2 separate regions of the Homo sapiens genome follow, and region 2 is linked to region 1. Evidence: read pairs that join two places in POLR2A ChIA-PET (ENCODE). Cell type or tissue: CD4-positive, alpha-beta T cell. All regions are shown on one strand. Links, peaks and the distances in the headings refer to the core of each region. The heading gives the core; the rest is flanking DNA.

The links. ChIA-PET counts read pairs that join two places held together with the same protein. Peaks named below come from ENCODE experiments on the same cell type or tissue, not always from the same donor. Only the 100,000 strongest peaks of a DNase experiment are listed, where the experiment ranks them.
Region 2: POLR2A ChIA-PET joins it to region 1 with 5 read pairs; 1 of 35 experiments calls an interaction of 5 or more read pairs at or near these places.

What each region holds. Positions count from the first base shown.
Region 1 is chr17:35,016,846-35,022,219 of GRCh38, forward strand. It overlaps RFFL (ring finger and FYVE like domain containing E3 ubiquitin protein ligase), which reads right to left. Exons shown (of 7, transcript NM_001017368.2): 3 at 4,526-4,936; 4 at 678-761. All of the region lies in intron 5 of RAD51L3-RFFL (RAD51L3-RFFL readthrough), which reads right to left. Among named protein-coding and RNA genes, the nearest start is that of LIG3, 39 kb to the left of the region's middle. In CD4-positive, alpha-beta T cell, for the core only: no CTCF peak of the experiment used is centred there; no DNase peak of the experiment used is centred there; H3K27ac peaks cover 767 bases.
Region 2 is chr17:35,888,716-35,894,089 of GRCh38, forward strand. No RefSeq gene overlaps it. Among named protein-coding and RNA genes, the nearest start is that of CCL5, 11 kb to the left of the region's middle. RefSeq lists a silencer at 3,296-3,496. In CD4-positive, alpha-beta T cell, for the core only: no CTCF peak of the experiment used is centred there; DNase peaks (open chromatin) are centred at 656, 2,246, 2,766, 3,576 and 1 weaker place; H3K27ac peaks cover 975 bases.

The DNA.
Region 1 (5,374 bases), core at 109-5,108:
AGGAGTGCTGGTTTGAGTCATATGACCCTAATTTTGAATCTTGACTCCTCTGCTGTTAATGCTAAATAATATCCAGCAAGTTGCTTACCACTCTGAGCCCGTTTGCCCCTCCATTAAGGGGAGAGAGCAGTCCTACCCCACAGGGGTCCTGTAGAGGTTAAATATGGCCGCACATGAAACCCAGCATGGTGCTGGCCCTTCTCCCCTGGAGACTTCTGCTTGCCCACAAGAGGCACATTTCCCTGGCAAGTACTCCTCTATACACAACCTTGGCCACAGCTCCCTGGTCTGTGCTCTGGACTGGCCCTGCCTGGCTAATTGTCTGACCTCCTTCCCTTGACAATGGCTACAGTGTGCTAGAAGCAAGGAAAGAACAAGACTTTAACAGCAGGACCACAAGCCTGCCCTCCGGCAGCTCTTAGAAAGTCAAGAGACTGGAAATACAATGGGCCATGAGGCTTCTCCGTCTCCACTGTGACCTCACAACTCCTTATAAATACACTGACCGCTTCACTAGTTAACCTGGAACACTAACACTAAACCCTACCCCAAAAATATAATTTCGGAAGCACTATCATCACACATTTATTCTCTCTCCACTCGACTCTGCTAAGAGGTTCCGAAGAACACCAGTGAAAGAGGAAAGGTGAAGACACAGACCCAAGCAGAGGCCCCACCTGGGTCTCATCCTCAGCAGGTACTCTGGCCACGCTCTCCAGGTAGACGGGTTCCTCTTGATCCTGAGACACATGGCCATTGGCCTGTGGGAAGAGAAAAGTAACATCACATCTAGAGATGTCCCAGAGATCTGCATAGCATGGGCCTCTTTTCAACTCACACAATGTCCAGAATGTACTCCCATCATGCCCAGAAATCCGGAGCCTCTTACAGCATCATTACAAAAGCCTGCTCTCTCATACCAACTTTGTCAAGCAGAGAAACAACAAAAATACATTTCAATAGACAAAGCTGCCCTCTAGAACAAAACTGCATTAATTCTGCACACACCAGGATGGCAGTAGCCACAACTCATCATCAATTTAATCTCAGCTTGAGCACCACAGGTGAAGGGAAGGTCATTGTGTCCATTCCACTGCTGGACTGCTCTCTATCTGGCATCAAGGTTTTTCTTGACACTGATCCAAAATTGCCATCCCTATCCCTGGTTCTGCTCCTCAGACCATAGTCTCCTGGGGTTTTTGTTTGTTTGTTTTTTGTTTTTCCCAAACTGTTTATACCATGTTTTCCCCTCCTTCACACTAAATCTCCCTGGCTTCCTTATCTGACACTGATGGGACAAAGTTTCCAGATCATCACCACCCTAGTCTCTTTCTTTTCTGCCTAGTAACTACTCTCACATTCTGGAAATGTGCTCCCCATGTTGAGCACACTATTATTAAGTGCTATGTCCAGACCTAGTCAAAGAGTATTTTAATGTATCTAAGAATCTATTAGCCTAACACTATATAAAACACTGCCTATGCTTACGGAATTTCATTATGCTTAGAATTCTCACTTCTCAAAAGGTTCCTCCTGAGTACTCTTTTAGGAGGTTTGGCCAAAGAGTAGGCAGAACTGTTAGCCTCCTAATTCCATCACCATTTAAGCCACAAACCCCTTAAGTAGATCCTCTTCGCCCACTGCTCCCTGCAGGCAAAGGGCCTGCTGTGAGCTCAGAGCAAAGAGGTGTCTGAGCTCACAGGCCTTTTCCACCAGATTCTGGGGATGCCAGTGAAGGGACAATCTGGGAAACCAAAGACACCCACCGACCCCAGCCACTCACCCCACATTAGGATTCATAATATGGAGCTAATCAAGAAGAGGCAACCAACTGCAATGGAAATGAAAAGCAGAAGTAACAAAATGCCAAATCAAGGCAAGATCAAATGCATAGTACACATGTATGGGGATGGATCCAAATCAATGTCTTCATCAACAACGTTTTCTCTTAGCTTACTGTAGATCCTCACTGGTCTCTCAGGTAGTGTTACCTTGGAATTACCCTGGAATCCTTCAGAGCCTAACCTGTTCCTAAGTAGCTATCTTTCAGATGTCCTGTTTCCTAGAAAGAGAAACGACCTCATGCTGCAAAGCATGCTCTTGTCTTTCCAGTTTGCCCACTGGCTAAATAAAAATCCAAAACTAGTACCTGTCCACAGTTGTGCTTATTGTATATACTTCCTTGCCTAGCAACTATTGATTGCTAGGGCACTAAAGGTGAAAGAGAGAACTCTGGTTGAGCAAGTATTATAAGGAAATTTACATTCTAGGTGCAGCTCACTTATGAACTTGTCAGACAGTACTGCGTAAGTTACTTAATTCTTCCATGCCTGTTTTTCCTGCTTGCAAAGTGCAGCTCTCACCAGAACAGGGGATGTAAGCAGACACTAAGGTCTCTTGAAAATCTCAGAGGAAAAGTACCCACTTAGATCTTGTATGTAGGGTGACCTTTAGGTGCAATCTGGAAATTTCTGGTTAATGACAGGAAGCTTATCATCTTTCATTGAAAAATCTACCTGAAAAGTTTGCTTGGTTTTTTGTTTTTGTTTTCTGAGACAGGATCTCACTCTGTTGCCCAGGCTGGAGTGTGGTGGCATGATCATGGTTCACTGCAGCCTCGACCTCCCAGGCTTAAATGATCCTCCCACCTCAGCCTCTTGAGTAGCTACAGGCACCCACCACCACGCCCAGCTAATTTTTGTATTTTTTGTAGAGACAGGTTTTTGCCATGTTGCCAGGCTAGTCTCAAATGCCTGGGCTCAAATGATCCGCCTGCCTCAGCCTCCCAAAGTGCTGGGATTACCAGGCATGAACCACCACGCCCAGCCAAGGTTCTTTACAGAAAAAGAATTCCTCAAGTTCTTCTCCTGGCTCCTTATACATAGAGTGGAAAAAAAAAAAACACAAGCAAAGGGAAGAATATATAGCAGGAGTTTAAATCTGTCTAGCAGACCAAGAGTCAGAGCTTAGGAAAGAATTAAAGTCCAGCTGCGGAGAAAAACATGTTCAGGCCAAAAAGGGAGTTAAATGATTTTACTGCAGTTAAATTATGCTATCACATTGGCCTTTATGCCTCAGTGGTTGTCAAGAGCTGAATCAGGGGGCCCAGTCCTGGCAAAGGAGGTGATCATAAACAAGTGGCAGCAGCCATCCACATCATGTGTGGGAACCAACAGCACTAGCACTATACCAGCTCTAAGTAACTCAGAGCTCTTTTAGACATGGTATCACGCATTCAGGTCTCTCAACATCCTGGCAAGATCAAAAGTGGTCTGTGATTACTAACCTCATTTCATTGTTGTAGGCTCAACATTTGCCCAAGGGGATCAAGAAGTCAGTGACAAAAGTGGATGTGGAAATTGGATCTTGTAGTTCCTAATTCCCCCATATTGCCCAAGCCCTATAGATCAAGGGTCCCCAACCCCTGGGCCACAGACTGGTACTGGTCCATGGCTTGTTGGGAACCCGGATGCACAGCAGGAGGTGAGTGGCTGGCAAGTAAGCATTACTGCCTGAGCTTTGCCTCCTGTCAGATCAGCGGTGGCATTAGATTCTCATAGGAATGTGAACTCTGTTGTGAACTGCGCATGCGAGGGATCTAGGATGCATGCTCCTTATGAAAATCTAACTAATGCCTGATGATCTGGGTAGAATAGTTTCATCCCAAAACCAACGCACCCCAGTCTGTGGAAAAATTGTCTTCCACAAAACGAGTCCTTGGTGCCAAAAAGGTTAGGGGCCGCTGCTATAAATAACAGAGTCACTTAAGGCACTTATGCAACATCATCACTTCTTATACAACAATTATGTCCACTGGCCTCACTCTAATCCAGTAGTTAGTTGGTCTACCTGTCTACCTTCCCTCTTCTGGGGGCTTTTTGAGGACAGAGACAGTTTATTACTCATTTCTATACTCCCCAGACCTGGGTCATGATTCAGTTGATGTGCTGCTCTTAGCTTACCACTTCCAAGCCCCCCAGGATAATGAAGAAGCAGCATGCAAGTACAGCGTGCCAACTACTCCTGCTTCCAGCCAGTGACTGGTAAGAGAAGCAGTGTCTTTGTCTGTTTCCCCACCCTCCCTTGCCTCCATATAGCCCTTTGCTTTCCTATATTCCTTGTGATGGTTACTAAGGAACTAAGTTTCCAATCCAGCCAATGAAGACTGCAACAAAGGAGTTAAGTTGAAAGACAAATTGGAACAGAACTAAATTTGATGGCTTAATGGTTACTTTTCTCAAAATATTTCTGGAATGATGAACTTTAAAAAATGTCTAACTAGGATATGTGTGTATTAAAAACAAAAAACAAACAAAAAAATTGGTACTGTGCATATCACCTCTGAAGAAAGCCAAAACATGAGTCTGATACCCAGAAAACACTTGGTGCACCAGTAGTCAGAAAGGCTTCACATAATCAAGACACTTAGCCTTATACCCCATTCTCACAACAAAGGCAGGAGAGGAAAATGAAAATGAGCCCTCAAACTGGCACAGACTGGCAGAGACTACAAATGGGCCCTTACCTGCTGATTCTCCTGAACCTGGGCTGGGGGAACAGAGGTGGCTTGTGCAGATGAAGAGGGGAGGTTGGGTGAGGTAGGTGGAACCATGCTGGAGTGAGGCTGGGTCAGGAAGGCCTGCTGCTCAGGAAAGTCTGGGGACAAGGTGGAGGCACGAGTCCTGTCCTCCTGGGAGATTACAGGCTGCTGGCCAAGGACCAAGAGCACCAGCTCTTCTTTCTCCCGGCACATTTCGGTAGAGATGTCATGGAGGCTGAGATAGTCCCTCAAGTCCTTCACCTTCATCTTCATGAGCTCCTCTCGCTGAAAGGCTGTAGCTCGAAACCGTTGGCAGAGAAGGCAGAGGCGGGGCCCATTCCCTACTTGGCTCGAACAGGTCATGCAAAAATTTTTCTTACAGTCCAAGCAGGTCTGCTGCTTAGAGCAAAAGACACAGGAAACCATGTCAGATTGAGAGAACAAGACAGAGAGTGCGATGGGAGCTTCAGAGCTGCCAAGCCCAGCAGGATCTCCTCCAGTCACTCTTACTTTTACTAAGCTCTCTCATATATCTAAGGGTGCAAGCCACTTTCAGATTTTAGATTAAAAGCCACTCGGGTGGAAGACCTCCACTATGTATTGTGTATATCCATGTACAGGACACTTCACATTTATTATTTAATTTGAGGCTTACTTTATTTACTCCTGAAGCACCTGAGGTATTAATTAAGACTACCAGCATAAGAATCAAAAAGCTCTGCATTTTTATTAAGCCTCCCTCCCTTATTTCTTGCAGTATCACCTTGGGTGTGTAATTTAGCCTCTCTGGTGCTCAGTTTCCACATCTGTAAAATGGGGGTGATAACAGTATCT
Region 2 (5,374 bases), core at 69-5,068, 870 kb after region 1:
GTTTGTGATCAGTGGGAATTCATGAAAGAAAGTTCAGTGCTGGTGAGCTGCAGCCAAGCCCCACTCCCAGTCTGTCTCAATTTGGCTGATCTAGCTGGCTAGGCCTGTGTCCCCTTCTCTCTTTACCGTTCCATGTGCGTCCCTCCTAAAGCTGCGCACTTGGTTTAACCACCCAACGGGTTCTTCTTGCCCGCTGCCCAGATACAGCAAGTTTATCAAGACACAGGAATTGCAATAGACAAAGAGTTTGATACAAGTAGAGCCAGCTAAACAGGAGACAGGGGTTTTATTATTACTCAAATCAGCCTCCCTGAAAATTTGGAGGCTAGGGTTTTTTAAAGGTAGTTTGGCGGGCAGGGGGCTCGGGAAGCGGGAATGCTGATTGGTTGGGTCGGGGATGAAATCATAAGGAGTTGAAGCTATCCTCTTGCACTGAGTTGGTTCCTGGGTGGGGGCCAGAAGACCAGATGAGCCAGTTTACTGGTCTGGGTGGTGCCAGCTGATCCATCAGAAGGCAGGGTCTGAAAAATACCTCAAACACCCATGTTAGGTTTTACAATAATAATATTATCTACAGGAGCAATTGGGGAGGTTCATGATCTCGAGGCCTTTGGCTGCATGACTCCTGAGCCGTCATTTCTAATCTTGTGGCCAATGTGTTAGTTTTACAAAGGCTTTCTGGTCCCCAGGCAAGGAGTGGGTTGGTCTCAGGGAGGGGCTGTTATCATCTTTGTTTCAAAGTTAAACTATAAACTAAATCCTCCCAAAGTTAGTGCTCCCTATGCCCAGGAATGAACAAGGGCAGCTGGGAGGTTAGAAGCAAGATGGAGTCAATTAGGTCAGATTTCTTTCACTGTCATAATTTTCTCACTGCTATAATTTTTGCAAAGGTAGTTTCAGAAGAGGACAACCTTCCCCAATAGAGGAGGACTGTTCTTTGGTCAAGGGTATACGAGTAGCTGCGCTCCCCTGCTAGAACCTCCAAACAAGCTCTCAAGGTCCATTTGTAGGAGAATGTAGGGTAGTCAAACTTCCAAGACTCCAGACACATCCAAATGAGGTGTTGCATGCGGCAGTGTGCCTTTCTTAAAAAAAAAAAAATAATAATCTCATGAAAGCTGTGAACACTTCCACCAATCTGTAGAGACCTACACAGACAGACACATGTAATTTTGCATGTAAGGAGTTCATAGACCCTGCAGGCTCACTGATGGGCCTCTTGATCCACAGGGCTTGTTCCTATCAGCTTTCACGCCTCTGGCACCCCTTTTCCTAGCATAATCCTCTAAAGCCAGGCCCATATCCCCTCCAGCCTAGTGTAGCCCCTCTCCTCCCCTCCCTTCCTGGCACAGTCTTTTTTTTTTTTTTTCCCCATCATTCACTCTTTTCCAAAGCTAAGCTGGCTGCTAGCCAAGGCTCACATTGTGATGTTAGGAAACCAAATGCAGGCAGAGAAAATGAAACCTTACTCCATCTGGATTCCAAAGCTTTTATCTGACATGGAGTTCCCCTCCTGACTTCAGACTGTGGGCAGCAGCTCTGGCTGTTCCAGTGCTCTTAAAAACATGCCCAAAGCAGGGACATTCCCCCCATCCTCTAGAAATCTGGGATCCCAAGAGAAGCCTGAGGCAAAGTCATTTCCTCCTGATGAAACTTAATTTTCCCCATCTGCAAATTGGAGGTTACTTCCTGGTTGTTTCTCTCCTTCTTTGCCCCTGTTCACAAGTCTAAATATTCCCCACCTGAGACTGGAAGCTATCTCACTCTTTGTTTCTGAAGGACCCTGCATGGGGTAGGTGCTTCATTGGTGCTGGTTGGAGGATCTGCCAGAGGCAATAGGGTGCAAGCCAAGACCTTGTAGCAGGCTCAGGGGACTTCCCAGGAGGAGGCAGAATTTGAACCCAAGACTCTACAACATCCTGGCCTCGATTTTTGGTCCAGCTCTGGTTGGTTCTTTCTGTGTTATTCTGTTCTGCTCCTCAATTCCTCTCCCCTCCCCTCCCCCTCCTCTCCCCACCCCTTCCCCCACCCCCTCCCCCTCCCCTCTTCTGTCACCTTGCACTGTGCACTTTAATGCACATTGCACTATGTCAAGGTACTAACTTTGACAACTGCTCTCATAATTCCAACCACATTCAGGCTGAGGGTTGCAGCTTGGCTCCCCCTCACTCTTCTCACCTTCACCACACAGGACATTGGCTGTGCACAGCCACTTGTTTATTGCAGCTGGAGACCACATGCGGTGTGTTTGTTGATCAGAGCAGCGCTCACCTGCCTCTGGTTACTGGAGGAGCCTGTCACAAGATATCTTGGGGGTGGGGTGACCACGGGAACAAGGCCCGTGGAGAAGCATCAGTTCTTCCAAAATGGCTGGGTGCCAGATGACTTCAGACTGTCCTTCTCCTGATACCTTGGGGTCTGTTTTTGTTGTTGTTGTTGTTTTCCTCTGCATGTTGGTGGCTGGTGGCTTCCCCTCTATTGGTGTATACCCCCTCATGAAGTACTCTTCAAGAACTCTTATTGCTGGAGCACTGCTGTCCCCTGCACACCCCACCCCTGCCCTTGGCCCCACTGCCTCCAGGCCCCAGGAGAAAGCCTGGTAAAGCAGGACAAACTTGGGGTTGAAATCAGATAGCGCATACTTTCTGTATGTCGTTTTTTGTTTGATTTTTCTTTAGAGATGTTGCCCAGGTGGGAATGCAGTAGCTGATCATTGCTTACTGTAACCTCAAACTCTTGTGCTCAAGCAATCCTCCCGCCTTGGCCTGCTGTGTAGCTGGGACTACAGGTGCATGCCACCATGCCTAGCTATTTTTTTAAAAAAATGTTTTCTATTGAATGTGGCTTTTGTGGCAGAATTTTTTTTTTTTCCCTAAAGAGGGGATCTCACTATGTTGCCTAGGCTGGTCTCAAACTCCTAGCTTCACGTGATCCTCTCACTTTGGCCTCCCAAAGTGCTGGGATTACAGGTGTGAGCCACCACATCCAACCCTTTCTGTATGACTTTTTTTTTTTTTTTTTAGATGGAGTCTCACTCTGTTGCCCAGGCTGGAGTGCAGTGGCACGATCTTGGCTTACTGCAACTTCCGCCTCCCAGATTCAAGTGATTTCTGGCTAATTTTTGTATTTTTAGTCGAGACAGCATTTCGCCTTGTTGGCCAGGCTGGTCTTGAACTCCTGACCTCAAGTGATCTGCCCGCCTTGGCCTCCCAAAGTGCTAGGATTACAGGCGTGAGCCACCATGCCTGGCACTTTTCCATATGTCTTTGAACAAATTATTAACTCTTTTTCACCTTGGTTTGCTTTCTGGAAATGGGGCTGAGAATACCTAACTCCTAGGATACGTCAAAGGATTAAATGAGGCAATCAGTAAATTGCCCAACACCATTTCTGGCACAAAGTAGATACTTGGAAAACAATTCCTTCCCTTTCTTTCCCCAAATGTCAAGGTGCCAGCATTTCTTCCCTCAATGGCTTCCCCTCCCAGTAGAGATGTTCATCTCACCGAGAGTTAGAAGGCATGGCGGTGGGGGAGGGGAAGTTGGGGATTTTCTGTGAGCTGTCAGGCACCGTGCTAGACACTACACATTATTTCACTTATTAGGAAGAAACACACAGAAAATGGTGATGACTCAGACCTGCCCTGAGCTCTCCTGCCCTCAATGCAGTGGGCTACAGACACTCAGCCCCATGCTCTGTCCTTCACTGGATTTCTGTCTCTCAGAGCCTGGCCACGGAGGGGGATGTGATCCTTCTCCCTTCTGGCTGTCCTTGCAGGCTAGCCCACATACCCCTTTTCAAAGAGTTTCACAGAGAGGCTTAGGAAGGAAGCCTTAGAAAGGAAGTGACAAAGTTTCAGAATCTTACAGGATTCTGTAGTTGTAGTCTGGATCTGCTCTTTTTTAGCTTGTCCTGGGAAGCCCCTTGGCTTCTTGCCTATTACTTCCATTCTCAGGGACGGGGGTCCCAGTCCCCTGCTTCCCCACTATGCTGCTTGCCCTGCTTTCTAGTGTTCAGGTTAGAATATTAGGGCCCTTAGAACCTTCCTAGGCATTCATTGCATTTTTGAGGCTCTCCAGCTTGCATGAAAAAGTCCCCTTGGGGAATTTCCTCAAATTAGGGTTTGGAAATTCTGCACCGTAGTCATTCCTTCTAGTGTCAGCTTTGGGTGGTGAAAAGAGCAAGGAATGGGAATTAAGAGACCTAAGCTCTAGTCCCATTGTAGCTCCAAACCCACTTGTTACATTTTGGCAAACCACTTGCCCTTTGTAGGCCTAAGTTTCCTCATCTGTGAAATGAGGGTCTGACAATGTTATTTATTTCCCTCTTAGTTAAAAGATACAAAAGTAAAGGATTTCTAGTATACTAGAGTGAGATTTGGGGGTAAGTTTCCTGTTTGCTCCTAAAATCAGTTCACATTACTTCTCCTATGGGTAAGGCTGAGGGAGTAACATACCTTCTTTCCCTCGTATCCATCAAAGGCCTAGGACTCACTTTACCATTTAGCTCATGAACTTCTGTGAGCAGCACTGTCCTCCTCCGCTTACCCACTCATTCCTACCTTTTCACACATCCCTTCACTCCATCCTGTCCAGCACGCGTCTATTCATTCATCTATTCCTTCATATCTGCATCTTGTGTCTGTTAAAATTCTTTGTATTCATGGCCAGGCACAGTGGCTCATGCCTGTTATCCCAGGACTTTTGGAGGCTGAGGTGAGAGGATCGCTTCAGAAGTTCAAAACCAGCCTGGGCAACATAGGGAGACCCTGTCTCTACAAAAAATTTAAAAATTAACTGGGTATGGTGGCACACACCTGTGGTCCCAGCTACTTGGGAGGCTGAGGTAGAAGGATCACTTGGACCTGGGAGATTGAAGCTGCAGTGAGCCATGATCACACCACTGCACCCCAGCCTGGATGACAGAGTGAGACCCTGTCTCAGGAAAAACAAAAAAACAAAAAAACAAAAAAACACACACACACATTATTTGTTCATAAGTGGAGAAAACTTTTGTGGACTGGGAGTGTGGAAAAAACAGTCAACATGCATTTTTCCTGTTCTCTTACACCATAATAATACAGAAGACTTCTGTGACAAAATATGTAGGGGTTTCTTCCCACACACCAAGTAAGCAATTAGTTCTGCAGTGGACACAGCCGGGTGTCCACCAGTTAATTCAACTGTGACACCATCTACCTGGAAATAGCCTCAGAAACCACAGGTTGAGGAATCAGTTCCACAGAACTGCTCCCTCCTTCCCACCAGTCACGAGTCTGGGCTTCCAGAATGTCTGACCAGCTGGCTTCAAGTTGGGGTTACCATGACCCACCCTCTTCGGGGTTGATTAATTTGCTGGAGGAGCTCACGGAACT